2 separate regions of the Homo sapiens genome follow, and region 1 is linked to region 2. A link is a loop called in an ENCODE intact Hi-C map of the cell type or tissue named here. Cell type or tissue: natural killer cell. All regions are shown on one strand. Each heading gives the region's core, and the rest is flanking DNA. Links, peaks and the distances in the headings are about the cores only. Region 1 overlaps ATP9B (ATPase phospholipid transporting 9B (putative)). Region 2 overlaps ATP9B (ATPase phospholipid transporting 9B (putative)).

Region 1 (8,810 bases), core at 461-8,460, 130 kb after region 2:
GCTTTCCTGAACTTAGCAGTTACAACTTATAAAAATCTGATAATTAACCTGTATTCATATGCAAAATACTAAGGATATATATTTTTAAGTGGAAAACCTGAGAATTATATTATCCCAATATAAATTTGCATGTTTACAAGGGAAAAGAACTTAAAAGGAAGAGTCAAAAGAGTAATACTAGTATTTGTATCAGGAAGGGAGGAGGGCTGTAAAAGTGGTTTATACCTTTAACTGCTTTATTTTTTATATAGTTTCATACTAATGGTAATATGTTTACCAATGTCAAAATACACTGGAATGAAATTAAGCTCCTGCACAGTAGCTAACACACCACTATTACGGGCTTTAAAACACAGAAGAACATTCAAGTACTTAATTTTCCAACACTGTTCTTGTTTTTTCCACAGAAAATACCAGATGGAAACTGCCTTTTGTTTACTTTGTTTATAACTAAAGTAGCTGCTCAGAGTAAAGGCATACAATTTATTCAATGCTAAGATAAACAATCCAGAAAAACTGAGTTATCCCTATGACTTTTATGATTTGATAGAACAACCAAAATATCAACTTTAAAGAAAAAGCAAGTAGCCTCTATGGATTAGACTACTTTGTAATTGAATTTAGGATTGCACTGAAATGGGCAATTTCTGATTCATTCAAACAAATGGTGTTACAGTCTAACTCAGCTTAACACTATTGAAGAAACAAAAAAAAGATATATATCCTCTAACACTGTTGAAGAAACAAAAAAGATAGACATCCTCATTCCTACTTCCCAGATACGGTTGACACGGTATATCCTTTACCTGCTGGGGGTCTAGAGGTTCCAGCGTTGGCACAGCCAATTGAGCATACAGTTGGCATTAAGAAGCCAAATACTGAATTCCCTATTTATCATTTTAAAACTTGAAGCAATAAAATTTTTATCTACCATAAATTCAGAATTTTATTGTATCAGAGCAATTGACATGTTTCTAATCCCATATTTTATGGGTATTACCTTCCTAGCACCTAGCACAGAATAGGCAATGAACATTGTCCAATAAACAAAAGAACACTCATGAAATTCTTTTTCTAATATCCACAGGAATCAAGATGTCTTTCACCTGCAGTGCCCACAAGCATGATGCTATAATGAGTCACCTGCCTGTGGTTACTCTGAGTCTCCTTTTATGAAGCATCAGGTACTTGCTCCTCCAGGGCCTCCTGCCTGCTGTTACTCTAAGCCTCCTACCTCTACGAAGTATCGGGTGCCTGCTCCTCTACGCCCTCCTGCCTCTAAGAAGCATCGGGTACCTGCTCCTCCAGGGCCTCCTGCCTGCTGTTACTCTAAGCTTCCTGCCTCTATCGCTCATCAGGTACCTGCTCCTCCACGTCCTACTGCCTCCATGATGCATCAGGTACCTGCTCCTCCAGGGCCTCCTGCCTGCTGTTACTCTAAGCCTTCCACCTGTATGAGGCATCAGGCACCTGCTCCTCCCGGTTCTCCTGCCTGAAGATGCCCATCGTGACTTCACCACCCAAGTAGAAATTCACACAATTGTATTCCCTTTAAACTCTTCCTAATGATTCACTTGATATGAAAGTTTAATTATTGATGCATGTCAATCTTTTAGTACTATATTTTCTCCTAATGTCAAAGTCCAAGAGAATAAGGGCATTAAAAAACATAAAAATTTTAGAAGGGTTTCTCAAATGTAAACAAAAGGTTCTATATAATTTCATTTTAGAAATTTTAGCTGGTTTCCTGTTACTTTTCTATGACCATTTTTCCATATGAATGTTTCTGTCTCTAACACAATTTTATGTTGAAGAAAACACAATATCTATGCATCTTTCTTTCAGTTCTGGAATGGCGATGATTGACTATAAACATTTTTCTAACATGGAGAAAATTATTCCAAAAGATAGTTTTTTACCAGTCTCATGAAGCACAGAATAAAGACTGGGAAGACTGAAAATAAATTATCTCTAAAATGTTCTATTTCACTTTCCTTCTCTTTAATGGTCTATAAGTGTGAACAGATAAAATCTGCTTGGGGGAGGATGCAAAATGTTACCATTTCATGCTGTTCTCTCAACAGCATACCCTACTTAACAAACAGCAGAGGTTTGCTTTTTTGAAGGAGAGTATTTTGGCTGAAGAAGACATGAACAATGTAAGTGTGCTATGGTTTGCAAAAGAAATTACAGCAGAAAATACATTCTCAAAATGACTAACTGGGAATGTGATGTTAAAGGACTATAAATACTGCTAATACTTCAAAACTGGCTACAATTTACAACTCCAAACTTCCAAGACAATACATACAGATTTTGAACAATAAGTGAAATTAGCGATATCAATCATTCACATAATGAAAAAGGTTATACAATCAGTAATTTAGGTTGTTCTCACATTATCTGAGGAAAGAGGAAGCAGACACCATCACAGCGCCACATCTCCATTAGATTCTGCACAGGCATCAGCATGCATACTGGGTATACTGCCACAGGGACCTTGAATTAATTTTCTCTAATTCCGTATATATATATATTTTAGGACAGGGTCTCACTCTGTCACCCAGGCTGCAGTGCAGTGGTACAATCACAGCTCAGGGCAGGCTCCACCTCAACCTGGCAGGCTCCAGCAATCCTCCCACATCCGCCTCCCACATAGCTGAGGCTACAGGCGTGCTCCAGCTGTAGCCACCCCACTAGGCTAATTAAAAAAAAAATTTTTTTAAATCAGAAATCAGGGGCTGGGCACAGTGACTCACGCCTGTAATCCCAGCACTTTGGGAGGCCGAGGTGGGTGGATCACTAGGTCAGGAGTTCGAGACCAATATGGTGAAACCCCGTCTCTACTAAAAATACAAAAATTAGCTGGGCTTGGTGGCGCACACCCGTAGTCCCAACTGCTCGGGAGGCTGAGGCAGGAGAATTGCTTGAACAAGGAGGCACAGGCTACAGTGAGCCGAGATCACGCCACTGCACTCCAGCCTGGGCAACACAGCAAGACTCCATCTCAAAAAATAAAGAAGTAAATTAGGTCTCCCAATGTTGCCCAGGCTGGTCTCGAACTCCTGGGCTCAACTCCCACCTCAGCCTCCCAAAGTGCTAGGGTTACAAGCATGAGCCACCATGCCCAGCCAATTTGTTCTAATTCTTATTTAAGTATTTAAGCTGACACAAAAGATATTTTGTCTTATGTATATTACACTATAAAAAAGGAAGATAAGTGGATACCACTCCTTAACAATGCCCAGTTGATAAATTTGAATTTAACTGAATTCCATTTTCTCATTATAAACAAGTTATTTATCATGTCTTTATTCTCTTCCTTTTTGAAAAATACACAGAAAAATCAAGAACTATCATCAAAATAATTCAGATTTCAGAATGGATATATCTAAAATGAGAAAAAAACTGTTAGAAAACATCAAAGGCAATGAAAGGCTATCTGTGTGAATGAACTTGAAGTAATTTACACAAAGTAAATGTATCTTTAATTAGCTTGAAAACCACAAATAAGTTTCTCTCTTTGAGTGGCACAGCCTCCCACAAGTGGTCACCATCACCAGGCCATCAGCACACGTCTTGTGCCTCATGGGGTGAAGCCATTCCCGTTCCTAAATTCAGTTTGTGCTCAACACTTGGCACTTGCACCTGAGAGGCCAACCGACCGTCCTAAAGCAGCCAGGGCAACAGCCAGCACCAGCTCCTAAAAGGGTGTGGGAGCCTCAGGCTCTAGAACCTCAATGGCAACTGAGCATTGTGGCCTGGAAATCCAGGGCCCCACCCAAGTCTATTCTGATGAAAACAATTCCACCACTACTTCTGCTCTGACCCCAACGTTCCCACCTCCACCTCTGCTCTGACCCCGACAGTCCCCACCTCCACCTCTGCTCTGACATAAACACATTTACTCACAAGATATTCAGAAATGTATCCTTTATTATCTGATATTTGGCAATTTCCGAGAAACCTTTATTATAATTTCTTAATGAAGCCCACTTGGTCAGAGAGCATATTTTATGAGTTGCCTTTTTTTTCCTAAGCTTTTTTCTGGCATACCTTAATAAATGTTCTGTGTGCACTGGGTAAGCTACCCATCCTGCTGCCTTAAGTCCCTGTATCTATCAATGGGGTCAACTTCATGAATAGTGTTCTTCAACACTATAGTGTTCTACTATATCCTTACTGATTTTCTCCCTACTCATTTGTTCAATTATTGAGAAGTGGGTATTAAAATCTCCAACTATCATAATGGATTTGTCAGTTTCTCCTTGAAGTTCTAACAGTTTCTGCTTCAGGTACAATCGTGTACAACATAACAACATTTCAGTAGACAGTGGATGGCACAAACCACAGTAGCCCCATCAAAGTATAACAGAGATGAAGCATTCCTACCACATGGTCATGCTGCAGCCATCAGAATGTCATAGCATTAGACATTACTCACGTGTTTGTGGTGACGGTGGTGAAAACAAAACTACTGGGCCGCCAGTCATGAAAGTCTAGTGCATACAATTATGTACAGTACATAATATTAAATAACAAACAACTATGTTACTAGTTTATGTGTTACTATACTTTTTATCACTGTTTGAGAGTGTACTCCTTCTACTTATAAAAAGACAAACTTAATTGTAAAACAGCCTCCGGCAGGTCCTTCCAGGGTTCTGCCAGAAAAACACATTGTTATCCTGGGACAAATCCCTGCCTGTTATTACACGTGGAGATCTTCCAGCAGGACAAAATGTGTAGGAGGAGACAGTGATACTGATGATCCGAGTAGGCCTAGGCTAATGTGTGTGTGTGTGTGTCTGCATTTTTCTTTTTTTTTTTTTTTTCAGATGTAGTCTTGTTCTGTCACCAGGCTGGAGTGCAGTGGCACAATCTCAGCTCACTGCAACCTCTACCCTCCTGGGTTCAAGTGATTCTCCTGCCTCAGCCTCCTGAATAGCTGGGACTACAGGCATGTGCCACCACGCCCAGCTAATTTTTGTATTTTTAGTAGAGATGGGGTTTCACCATATGGGCCAGGATGGTCTCCTCAATCTCTTGACCTCGTGATCCACCAGCCTCGGCCTCCCAAATTGCTGGGATTACAGGCGTGAGCCACCACGCCCAGCTGTGTCTTTGTTTTTAACAAAAAAAAGTTTAAAAAGTAAAATTTTTAAAAACTAAAAAAGACTACAGACTAGGTATATAAAGAAAATATTTTTGTACAGGTGTACAATGTGTTTGTGTTTTAAGCTAAGTGTTATTAATAGAGTAAAAAGATTTTTTAAAAATTAAAGTTATAGGGCCGGGCACAAATTACTTTGTGTAATTTACTTTGTGTAAAGTTATAGGTATGTAAAAATGAGTTTACAGGCTCATGCCTGTAATCCCAGCACTTTGGGAGGCCAAGGCAGATGGATCACGAGGTCAGGAGTTCGAGACCAGCCTGACCAACACGGTGAAACCCCATCTCTACTAAAAATACAAAAAATTAGCCCGGCGTGGCAGTGCGTGACTCTAATCCCAGCTACTCAGGAGGCTGAGGCAGAAGAGCCACTTGAACCTGGGAGGCAGAGGTTGCAGTGAGCTGAGATTGCGCCACTGCACTCCATCCTGGGCAACAGAGTGAGACTGTCTCAAAAAAAAAAATTAAAGTTATAGGAAGCTGAGATTAATTTACTATTTAAGAAAAACATTTTTAAATAGGTTGAGTGTAGCTTACATGTACAGTGTTTAAAAAGTTTACAGTAGTGTGCAGTCATGTCCAGGCCTTCACATTCACTCACCACTCACTCACTGACTCACCCAGACCAACTTCTAGTTCTGGAAACTCCATTTGTCGTTAGTACTCTATACAGGTGTATCATTTCTTAATCTTTTATACAGCATTTTTTACTGTACCTTTTCTATGGTTAGATACACAGATACTTATCATTGTGTGACAACTGCCCACATTATTAAACACAGTAACATGTTGTACAAGTTTGAAGTACAGGAGCAACAGGCTACACCATATAACCTAGGTGTGTAGTAGGCTACACGATCTAGGTTTGTGTAAGTGCACTCCATCATGTTTGCACAATGACGAAATGGTCTAACTTACTTCTCAGAATGTAACTCTACTATTAAGCAACTCATGACCGTATTTTGCAGCTCTGTTATTAGTGCATAAATGTTTAGGGCTTACTTGTCTCCATAATAAACCCTTTTCTCATTATGTTCTGAAATGTACTTTGTGTGATATTACTATAAGTAACTCCAGCTTTGATTAGTGTTGGTACGGTATCTATTTTTTACTTTTTACCTGTGTTTTTAATGTGTTTTCTTATAGGCACCATATATTTGAATCTTGCTTTTTTATACAACTTGACACTCCTGTCCATTTAATTGGGGATTTAAACCATCTAATTTTAAACTTAGGTTTTTGAGTTTAATTTCCAAATACCTGAGGATTTTAAAGATTTTTTATTTATTTCTAATTCCATATTGTAATTAGTGAATATACAATTGCAATTTTAAAAAAATATACTAAGACTTGTTTTATATTCAACTATAGTTGGGATTGTTCCATGAGATTTTGAAAAATGTGTATTATGTAGCTGTTGCATTTAATAATATCTGTCAATATGCTGAAGTGCCTTCCTAATGTTATTTTAATATTCTATAGTCTTAATAAACTACATGTCCTTATTCTATAGATTAGAAGGAAAAAATCCGTTCTCGTAGATTTTATGTTGCCTATTAGTTCTATGAATTCGGGGGTACTATGTTTTTCTCCAGTCTGACAGTCTCTGCCTTTTAACTGCAGAGACGTTTAATTACTGAGTCAACCATCTTGCTCTTTGCTGCTCTTTGTTTTCTACTTGTCACACCTGGTATTGGGTTTCCTGCACCTGTCTTTTTTCAGGGGAAAGAAACCAGTTGATCCCACTTTAGCATCTAACTTCATCACCTCTACTGACCTCTTTCTTTTTTTAGTGGTTGCTCTGAGAATTATTATATGCAACCTTTACTTATCACAGTTTACTCTGAATCAATATTGTATCACTTAACACACAGTATTTTTTAAAAAACTTACCTCCTTTTATTACCTGGCCTCTGAAATCCCCACCCTAACAGAATGGCTTTAAGGTTCTATTTTTTAGTTATATGACCTTAACCTTTATATGTTCTTCCTTCCCTCTGCACTCTTTTTGTTCACTTTGTCATATACTTATTTAATTCATTAATTTTCATTTTTATTTTTATTGCTATATATATATAAAGATTATAAATTTTCCTATTTCCAAACATATCAAACAGATTCAGATTCTGATATGCAGTGTCTCCATTACCAATATTTTATAGAAATTCTCCAATTTCAGTTTATATTTCTCCTATGATACAAAAATTGATTAATATATTTACATTTACAGGCAGAAAGTCGTTTCATTCACTGATTTTGTTACTGCTTACCAATTTTATTGCATTGTGATCAGAGAATATTGTCTGTATGAGTTCTATGTTATAGAAATAAAAATTTCTTTACAAGCAAATGTATGTTCAACTTTTGGTGACACCCTATATATGCTCAAATAAAAATTACTGGGGAACAAAGTTCAATAAAAATTTAAAATGATATATTTTACTGCTCATGTTCTGAGCTCTCTCTTCTATGCCTCTCCTACCTTTCTGTCCACCTGACCCACTGGGAACTGCAGGTAGATGTTAAAGTTTCCTATGACGGACTTTATTATCTTATAGCATCTTTCTTCACCTCATTCTAAATGCTTTCTCGATTCTATACTGGTATTCTTGTTAAGTACCAAGACTGCAACTCCTGTTTCCTTTTTATTTGTATTTGCTTGATATATCTTTCCTTTAGGCTTTCTGATCCAATTAATTTTCTGTGTGAAAGAGCCTGCATACTATGCATCTTTAGCCATATGAATTGATCAACTGTTGTCTAATTTTTAAAACCAAATTTATTTTTTGGTGAGGTGTGTATTTTCTGGTCACTACCATTTTGCCACTGTCCCAGTAGCCTGCCTTCATCCTACTCTCCTTGCTTTGACAGCTACTATTGAGCTCGTCAGCTTTCAATAGTCTCTGACTGCCTTAACACCCACGTAGCAACCAATGAGCTCCTTCTATTTTCTCCTCCTCTTCCTGCTTTTCAGCTGATTATTAGAGGAAGCGTATAAAATTCATATACACTGTACCATCTTCCACCCATCCTCCCTCCACTGTTTTATTCTTACGTCTGTTAGATCTTCAGTGCTCACCATAAAACTTCCACCCAGGTCATCTATCAGCCAGGCAGAGCTAATCCTCTGTAAGATTATTCACAAAAGGCTCATGTGTACAACACACCTGAACTCTGTATGCTTGAGACTGCTCTCCACAGAATTGGCACTTGCAGGACAGTTTTGAAGGAGCAAAACACTCCACTCACACATTCTTCCCCTGAGCCTCCTGGAAAGGCTGTGCTGCTCTTGTATGGCTCCGTATGCTGAGAACACTGACACCAACCTGGCCCCTTCCAACTGTGGGGAGCTGGTCATTTTCCCAGGGAGATCAAAGGATTTTTCCCTGTATATGTAAAATATGACAGCAGTTACACGTCTTGGAGTTTTCTCACGTGCATGCTGGGCCCTTTTAGTGTGTACCTTCAGACATCCTTGTATTTAATAACACACACTTGAGCTGTCAATGTTTCAAACCATTTCATGATTTTGTTTCAAGACTCTCATGTTGAGTATTTCTTGCCAATCTTCCACATCCATCAACTTCTAGTCCTTTTCACCTCTTTGATTATCTCGTTTCCTTGACTCTCTTCTTTA
Region 2 (8,810 bases), core at 171-8,170:
GAAATCCAACTACTGATTTATACATAAGCTTAACGATAAAATCATCTCATGAGGCTACCTACAAATCCTATTTACTTCAGGAGAATTTAATGAAATATGGGATTGCTTATTATTTGTATCTTATGTTCTAATTTTAGGTGAACCTTATGCACAAATTAGCATTAGGTTAAAATTCTAAAGAAAATCTTGCAAATATTTATGTTACAAAAGAGATACATTAAAATATAACTTTGATTACATATAAAGTATTATTTCAGAATAGTGAATGATTGATAATGCCTTCTATTTCTATTATAAACAAAATATTCTTTGTAAGGACCTACTTGTATAGATTGACACGCACTCACACACAAAACAAAAATGATTGTTATTTACACAGAAAGTAAATTATTGGCTGGGCATGGTGGCTCATGCATATAATGCCAGCACTTTGGGAGGCCGACACGGGCGGATCACGAGGTCAGGAGATAGAGACCATCCTGGCTAACATGGTGAAACCCTGTCTCTACTAAAAATACAAAAAAATTAGTCAGGCATGGTGGCGGGTGCCTGTAGTCCCAGCTACTTGGGAGGCTGAGGCAGGAGAATCGCTTGAACCTGGGAAGTGCAGGTTGCAGAGAGCCAAGATTGCGCTACTGCACTCCAGCCTGGGTGACAGTGTGTCTGTCTCAAAAAAAAAAAAAAGGGTAAACTATTTATAAATAGATAGGACTCCTACCCTTTCTCCTTTATGAAATTGAGAACTGCAAGCACTTAAAATAATTTAGTATAAAATGATACTGTGTTTGACAACCTATGTGGTTCCCATCAGCATCTGGTTTGACATTTTGACAGCTCAATTCATCCAATGATACCAGTGTCTGCAAGCTGGGGAAAGGATATCCTTTTCCTGTCATCTATCAATAAAGTTCATAGAAACACTGTGAACCAGGCTGAGAGTCACTCACATACCTCCTCTTCCATAGAAACACTGTGAACCACGCTAGAGTCACTCACATACCTCCTCTTCCAGCCAGTCATTATACTGCACGATAGGAGACATGGCCACGTCAGCGCCCTTCATGTAGAATGTGATTTCTGCCGTGGATTCATCCTATCAAAGAACAAAAATAAACAGAGGCACATTTAGGCTGCATTGCTCGGGGCAAATAACTGCTAGTCTAATAAAACATACAATGGAAAAAGCAATTCCTATGAATGTGTTCCTGTGTGTTAAGCTCCTCACACGTGTTTCTACGCGGAGGGCTAGGCCCACTCTTCAGCAATAGTGCAATCAGGACTGAGAACATAATTGTGCATCCTGAGATGCTAGGCTGAAGGTCTGAGTGTGTTAATGAATATGATTTGAGTTGCATTCATTCTCTTAAACTTTTACAGTTGGATTTAATGCTTCATTGTTTAGTCAACTTCCAAGATATGATTTTGGTGTTTGCTAAAAAAATTAAGGTACGTTTTGGCAACTTTATGGTCATAAATCAATGTACAAAAGTCAAACTCTTTGGCATGTTATTTTTGTTGAAATCAAAACAGCTTTAGTTGTTGATTTCAAAAATTAATAAATCCCACATTATTGATTCTGGCTAGGTTGACTTAGGAGAATTATTTTATCTCACTAGAGACACAGTAGGTTCCCAGATATAGATTATTAGCTTAGATTTCATTAAAAAAAAAAAACAAACAAAACTGTAACAGCATAAAGCACCTGAGTAAATGTTTAACTTTCTTTTGGGAAAATCTGTGTTTAAAAGGTGTGAAAACAAAATGTCTGAAGCCATCGCGTGGCACCCTCCCCGCAGCCTCACCCTGACGATGACGCCCATCCGCTTGCTCTCGGAGGTGAAGGGAAACAGCTGCAGAATGCAGAAGCTGAGGACCTGGCCACTGGGGGTCTTCAGCTGCATGGAGGTGAGGTCCCTGCTGACCAGCGTGAGGCCCACACTCTCTGTCCACTGCACCAGAGCGACCTACGGGAGACCAGCAACAACTGAGGCCACCGCTGCCTCAGGAAAGCCGCACGCAGGCGAGCCAGCACGGCAGTGCTCAGAAAGCTTGCCAACATGAGACAGCTGCAGAAGAACTTAGGTGTTCAGAACTTTTTGTTTTCACGGCTAAGTATATACGTTTGAATAACATTGTTCTAGAGGAATCCTAAGCAATATCACAAAAGTCACTTGGTATTATTCTTTAAAATAAAGACCATTATGGATCATAAAGACTTTCTTTACAATTTGTGTTAATTGCTCCCTAGAGCCAGATGGTTTTAAAATTGAGAACGCAGCTCACCCCATCAGTCTGGGGACAGGGAGCAAGTTATACGACTTTTCAAGGTTTCTCCCTCCCCAGTTCCATGGACACCATGAAAGGGGAAATAGTTTGAATCTCATGTTTATGGTAATTATTTTTCTAAAATAAGAGACAAATTGGTGACTAATTAACTCTATTAATGTGTCTACATGTAATATTTGCAAACTTAAAGGAGACAAGATAGACAAGGAGAAAGCAGGCCTGGGTTCTAAGCCCAAGTGTGAAAGTCGGAACTCCTGTGGCCAGGTCTTCACTCTGCTGGGGCCACGCTCCTCTTCTGTCATGTGGAAAAATGGCCTTCCAAATTGCTTTGAGGCCAAAATAACATGAGTGATTCTCTGGCATATGGCAGGTACTCAGAAATAGAATGTATTCTTATTGATAATTATTTATTGACTTATTAAAATTTAACAATCACAAGTGGAAGAGCAATTTTTACAGTTAATAATTTGTGAATAGTATTTTATGACAAAAAGTATTATTTTCTGATAAAAGTCTGTCTTTAAAAGCAACCTCCCTACCAGACATTAATCAGATAAATAGGGTATGCCAATCCTATTATGCAGCTAAAGGCACACTAACCATGGGGAACATGCTAACCACGGAGAACACACTAACCACAGAGAGCACACTAACCACGGAGAGCACGCTAACCACAGAGAGCACGCTATCCACGGAGAGCACGCTAACCACAGAGAGCACGCTAACCACAGAGAGCACGCTAACCACGGAGAGCACGCTAACCAGAGAGAGCACGCTAACCACGGAGAGCACGCTAACCACGGAGAGCACGCTAACCACGGAGAGCACGCTAACCAGAGAGAGCACGCTAACCACGGAGAGCACGCTAACCACGGAGAGCACGCTAACCAGAGAGAGCACGCTACCCACGGAGAGCACGCTAACCACGGAGAGCACACTATCCATGGAGAGCACGCTAACCATGGAGAGCACGCTAACCACGGAGAACACACTAACCACGGAGAACACGCTAACCACGGAGAGCACGCTAACCACGGAGAGCACGTTAACCACAGAGAGCACGCTAACCACGGAGAGCACGCTAACCACGGCGAGCACGCTAACCATGGAGAGAGCACACTAACCACGGAGAGCACGCTAACCACGGAGAGCACGCTAAACACGGAGAGCATGCTAACCAGGGAGGGCACACTAACCAGGGAGGGCACGCTAACCACGGAGGGCACGTTAACCACGGAGAGCACGCTAACCACGGAGAGCACGCTAACCACGGAGAGCACGCTAACCACGGAGAGCACGCTAACCATGGAGAGAGCACACTAACCACGGAGAGCACGCTAACCACGGAGAACACGCTAACCATGGGGAGCACACTAACCATGGAGAGCACGCTCTCTGCAACGTCCCACACCACTGCAGCACAGCCCAGTAACACAGCTGCTTCCCTCAGGGTCTCCTCTCTGTTCTGCAGGCCTGCCGCCACCCACAGTGCTGAAGCCCCTCACAGCCTGGGTGAGTCCTCTTCTTAAACCACAACCTCATTCTCACCCACCTCTTCCGATGAGCACGTCCTTGCCTTCAGTTTTAACCTCCACCTCACTCTCAGCCAAACAGTTTTAAAATCTTAGGTTCTAAGAACTCAAGTCACTTCAGGAACATTTTAAATGTTGTCTAGTGCACAGGATATTAAATCAATCTTAGGGCCTTCTGAACATTCCTGTGAGGATGAGTTCACACTCTTAGAGAGACTGTAGCAAAGTTCTCAAGAGCTCTGGCTCTGTGGCCAGCTGCTCAGGTTAGGACCGAACCCTGGGCAAATGGCTGCACCTCTGCAACCCCAGGGTCCTTGTCTACAGAATGGCCGTGCCGAGGCACCACTCAGAGCTGCAGCAAGGATTCGAGAAATGAGGTGTGAGGGCACACAGTGGACAGTCAGCACAGTGGACAGTCAGCACAGGGAGGCCACCAGGAGGATGCCAGGGCTCTACCCTCAGCTTTCTCACAGGAGCCCTCCAGACATGCACTCGTGGGCAGACCAGGAACTACCTTTAAAATCAGATTTTCTAAGCAATTCCCCACACGTCTGACCACAGAATACCTCTAGCATGATTTTCCAGTGTCTGGGTGTGAAGAGCTGCTTCCTTTCTTTTTCATGCTTTGAACTTGACACAGCAGGGCACTGTGTGGGGACGGAGTGTGCAGAGATGAAACCGAACACCATGTGAGCTCAGGGAGGGAGGGTACAGAGATGACACTTAACACCATGTGCAGGGAGAGAGTGTGCAGAGATGACACACTAACACCATGTGAGGGGAGGGAGGGTATAGAGATGACACCCTAACACCATGTGAGGGGAAGGAGTGTGCAGGGATGACACCCTAACACCATGTGAGGGGAGGGAGGGTACAGAGATGACACCCTAACACCATGTGAGGGGAGGGAGGGTACAGAGATGACACCCTAACACCATGTGAGGGGAGGAAGGGTACAGAGATGACACCCTAACACCATGTGAGGGGAGGGAGGGTACAGAGATGACACCCTAACACCATGTGAGGGGAGGGAGGGTACAGAGATGACACCCTAACACCATGTGAGGGGAGGGAGGGTACAGAGATGACACCCTAACACCATGTGAGGGGAGGGAGGGTACAGAGATGACACCCTAACACCATGTGAGGGGAGGGAGGGTACAGAGGTGACACCCTAACACCATGTGAGGGGAGGGAGGGTACAGAGGTGACACCCTAACACCATGTGAGGGGAGGGAGGGTACAGAGGTGACACCCTAACACTATATGACGGGAGGGAGGGTACAGAGATGACACCCTAACACCATGTGAGGGGAGGGAGGGTACAGAGATGACACCCTAACACCATGTGAGGGGAGGGAGGGTACAGAGATGACACCCTAACACCATGTGAGGGGACGGAGGGTACAGAGATGACACCCTAACACCATGTGAAGGAATGGAGTGTGCAGAGATAATGGAAAACAGCCTAACGCCATGTCTCTTCTGGCTCTGGAGATGCTGCGTGCAAGTGGGGAGTGCCGGGAGCAAAGCCAGGGATCGCGATGGTGTCACCGGTGCTGCGTGGAGGTGACAGGCACCTGTCCCTCCTTTTCAGGGCTGCCCAGGTGCCACTGCCACTGACCTCGCCCCACAGGCATGCTTTTGAGAGGCCTGCAGTGCAAAAGCCCCCGCTCCTTCCCTGTCATGTGACCTCAGGTGACTTCCCAAACATTTTTTAGGCTCTAGTTAAGGAATTAAATAGACAAACAGGCCAACTGTTTTAGGATAATAAACACACACACATATTTATACAGTTTCAAATGGTGCGTACTCAATCTATCAGCATTTACCTTTTACAAATTTCTCATATTTTAAGAAGTTTACAAAGTAAAGTGAGCTTATGATATATGGAATAGAATGATTCTGGAAAAGCAGTATTGAGAGAGAAACTGTAACTACTATCCTACATTTGCAGTCATTTCAGTTACAAAATCCGACGTGCACTTCTACAGAAAAGGCATAAGAGATGGGAGAGTCAGACACCTTTTCTCAACTCAAGTTCTTCATCTGCATCCCAGAGGGCAGAAGTGATCTGAGGCACCATTTTCTATTTCCAGGGAGAGTACCAGCTAGTCCTGCTCTAGACTGGGGAGGAAAGAATGCGTCACACAAACGACCTGTGTCCTCCGGCATCTGGGGTCCCTCCTCCCCAGAACCTGGGAGAGGGGCTCAGGGGTTGTGGGCTCCCTTTTCCAGCAGGGACCGGGTCTGTCTTCGGCCACGGCCTTCATCTTCCCCACATGGCTCTCCAGCCCCACTGGTTTACTCCACAGCCCCAGCTGCTGAACACACTTCAAAACCTGCTTTCTGAAGGAGGAATGACTATGTACAATGTTGGAATTTCTCCTCAGCCCGAATTTATCATCTAGAAATACAAATTTCATTTAAACAAATAAGACCATATAGTTAACTATTTATAAATTCAGGGACAGCAAAATGTTACATATTAGACCAGCAATTAAGAAGACTTAATGGTATAGAATTACTATTTTTCTATAAGCAACATTCTGAAGTGAGACAACTCGTTTCCATATTTAAGGGAAAAGAGCCTTTACTCTTATTAATCAACCCTGCATGTAAGGGCCAGTGCAATTTGTTGGGTACCTGGTCAGCACCTGTTGGTCCTCCAGGTAGTGGGATGTGGGGCAGGGTCTGGTCTCAGCCCACAGCGCTGGCTGAAGAACTACACCCCAAGAGTGAGTCAGACAGACCTCAACCCTTTTCTGCTTGACATCTGTATCTGTGGGTGGACTGAAAAATTAAAAGACACCCTTATATGGGTAATATCTGCTTGGTATCTAAAACCACTAATCAAATTTGAAAATGTGCCTAATAGGCTGGCACACTCCAGGGCACTTTGGTCTGGGCAAAGACTTCTTGAATAAGACCTCAAAAGCACAGGCAACCAAAGCAAAAATGGACAAACAGGATCACATTGGGCTAAAAAGCCACTGCACAGCAAAGAAAACAATCAACAAAGTGAAGAGAAAACCCACAGAATGAGAGAAAATATTTGCAAACTACCCACTGAGAAGAGATTAATAAGCAGAATCTACCAGATCATTGTATATTCTCAAACGACTTAATCGGAAAAAAATGAGTAATTCGATTAAAATATGGGCAAAAGATCTGAACAGACATTTCTCAAAAGAAGACACACAAACGGCCAACAGGTATAGGAAAGCATGCTCAATATCCTTTAATCATCAGACATGCAAATAAAAATTACAATGAGGTATCACCTCACCCCAGTTAAAACGGCTTCTATCCAAAAGACAGCAATTCAAATGCTGGCGAGGGAGGAGGTGGGAGAAGGGAGCACTGTTGTCGGGAATGTAAATTCGTGCAGCCCTCTGGAGAGCAGCATGGAGGTTACCCCCAATCTAAACACAGAGCCACCATATAATCCACAATCCCACGCCTGGGAATATCCCCCAAAGAAAGGAAATCAGTACACTGAAGAGATCTCGGCACCCCTACGTGTACTGCGGCACTGTTCACAGTGGCCACGTTATGGAATCAGCCTGTGTCCCCCACTGGATGCACGGATGAAGAAAACGTGGTGTACACACAATGGAGTATTATTCAGCCATCACTAAAGAATGAGACCCTTTCATCTACAACAATGTGAATGGAACAGGGGCACATTATGCTAAGTGAAATCAGCCGGGCACAGAAAGACAAACACTGGGTCTTCTCATTCTTATGTGGGAGCTAAGAAAAAAAGGTTGAACTCCTGGAGACAGAGAGTAGAATGATGGTTACCAGAGTCCGGGAAGGATATCGGGGACATTGAGGATATTGGGGATAGGGGTGATAAAGGGGGCTGGTGAATGGGTACAAAAATACAGTCGGATAGAAGGAATAAGATCCAGCGCTCAGTAGCATGATAGGGTGACCTTCACTGACAATAATTTATGTATATTTTACAATAACTAAGAATGGAACTGCAATATTACTAACGCGAAGCAACGATAAACAGAGGATTACTAACACGAAGCAACGATAAACGGAGGATTACTAACGCGAAGCAACGATAAACGGAGGATTACTAACGCGAAGCAACGATAAACGGAGGATTACTAACGCGAAGCAACGATAAACGGAGGATTACTAACGCGAAGCAACGATAAACGGAGGATTACTAACGCGAAGCAACGATAAATGCTTGAGGTGACGGGTATCCCAATTACCGATTTGATCACTGCATATTGTATGCTTGTATCAAATATCACATGTACCCCATAAGTATGTACTATTACGTACCCAGAATAATTTAAAATTTAAAAACTTAAAAAAGACATAAAACATAAAGCAAGACTAAATCAAAGGCCCCGAGTCTCTACCATATTTCAGGACGGTCTGACTCTGTCTGAAGTACCATATTTAACTTTGCTGCATGTTGAGAACATTCTGCTCTGGGAGGCACCTAGAATTTGACCTTTATAAACCTGAAGCTTCCCACTCTCAAACATGATTGATGTGTCTTCCTTTTGCTGAAAATAAATGAAATTAGCAAATTTTGACTTTGGTCTGTTTTGCTTAAGAATCTTAGTAAGAACATAAATTACACAAATAGGAGCAAATCCAATGCTTAATGTGTGCCAAATACTGTGAGAAACTGCTGTCTGGAAATTCTTTGCTTGTAATTTTCATGCTTTGTTAGAAATCAGTAAAGGACATACTCACTGAGGAAGTGCTGATGTGGCCAGGGCTGAAGCCACTTGGCCCCACTGCCCCTGCCTGGGGTGGAATCCGGGTCAGAACCCTCTCCTACTGATGGAAGCTGCCTGACCGTGCCCCGAGGGTGCGGCCAGGAGAATGTCGGAATGGTTCTGTGCCCCACATTTGGGATGGTGTGCCGTGCAGCAATGGTGGCAGATGTCAACACTCGCTGTCTCAATTCTGACGTTGGGTTAGAGGTTGGACGGCACTGCCGTTCTATGGACG

What was found. Hi-C counts contacts between places; a loop is a spot of excess contacts. Peaks named below come from ENCODE experiments on the same cell type or tissue, not always from the same donor. Only the 100,000 strongest peaks of a DNase experiment are listed, where the experiment ranks them.
Region 1: it touches region 2 in a loop (5-fold over the local background); 1 of 110 quality-filtered maps calls a loop at or near these places.

The regions. Positions count from the first base shown.
Region 1 is chr18:79,195,788-79,204,597 of GRCh38, reverse strand. All of the region lies in intron 9 of ATP9B (ATPase phospholipid transporting 9B (putative)), which reads right to left. Among named protein-coding and RNA genes, the nearest start is that of ATP9B, 130 kb to the right of the region's middle. In natural killer cell, for the core only: no CTCF peak of the experiment used is centred there; DNase peaks (open chromatin) are centred at 3,857 and 4,407.
Region 2 is chr18:79,322,295-79,331,104 of GRCh38, reverse strand. It overlaps ATP9B (ATPase phospholipid transporting 9B (putative)), which reads right to left. Exons shown (of 30, transcript NM_198531.5): 16 at 1,803-1,964; 17 at 1,001-1,093. Among named protein-coding and RNA genes, the nearest start is that of NFATC1, 69 kb to the left of the region's middle. In natural killer cell, for the core only: no CTCF peak of the experiment used is centred there; DNase peaks (open chromatin) are centred at 2,954, 3,694 and 4,514; H3K27ac peaks cover 1,510 bases.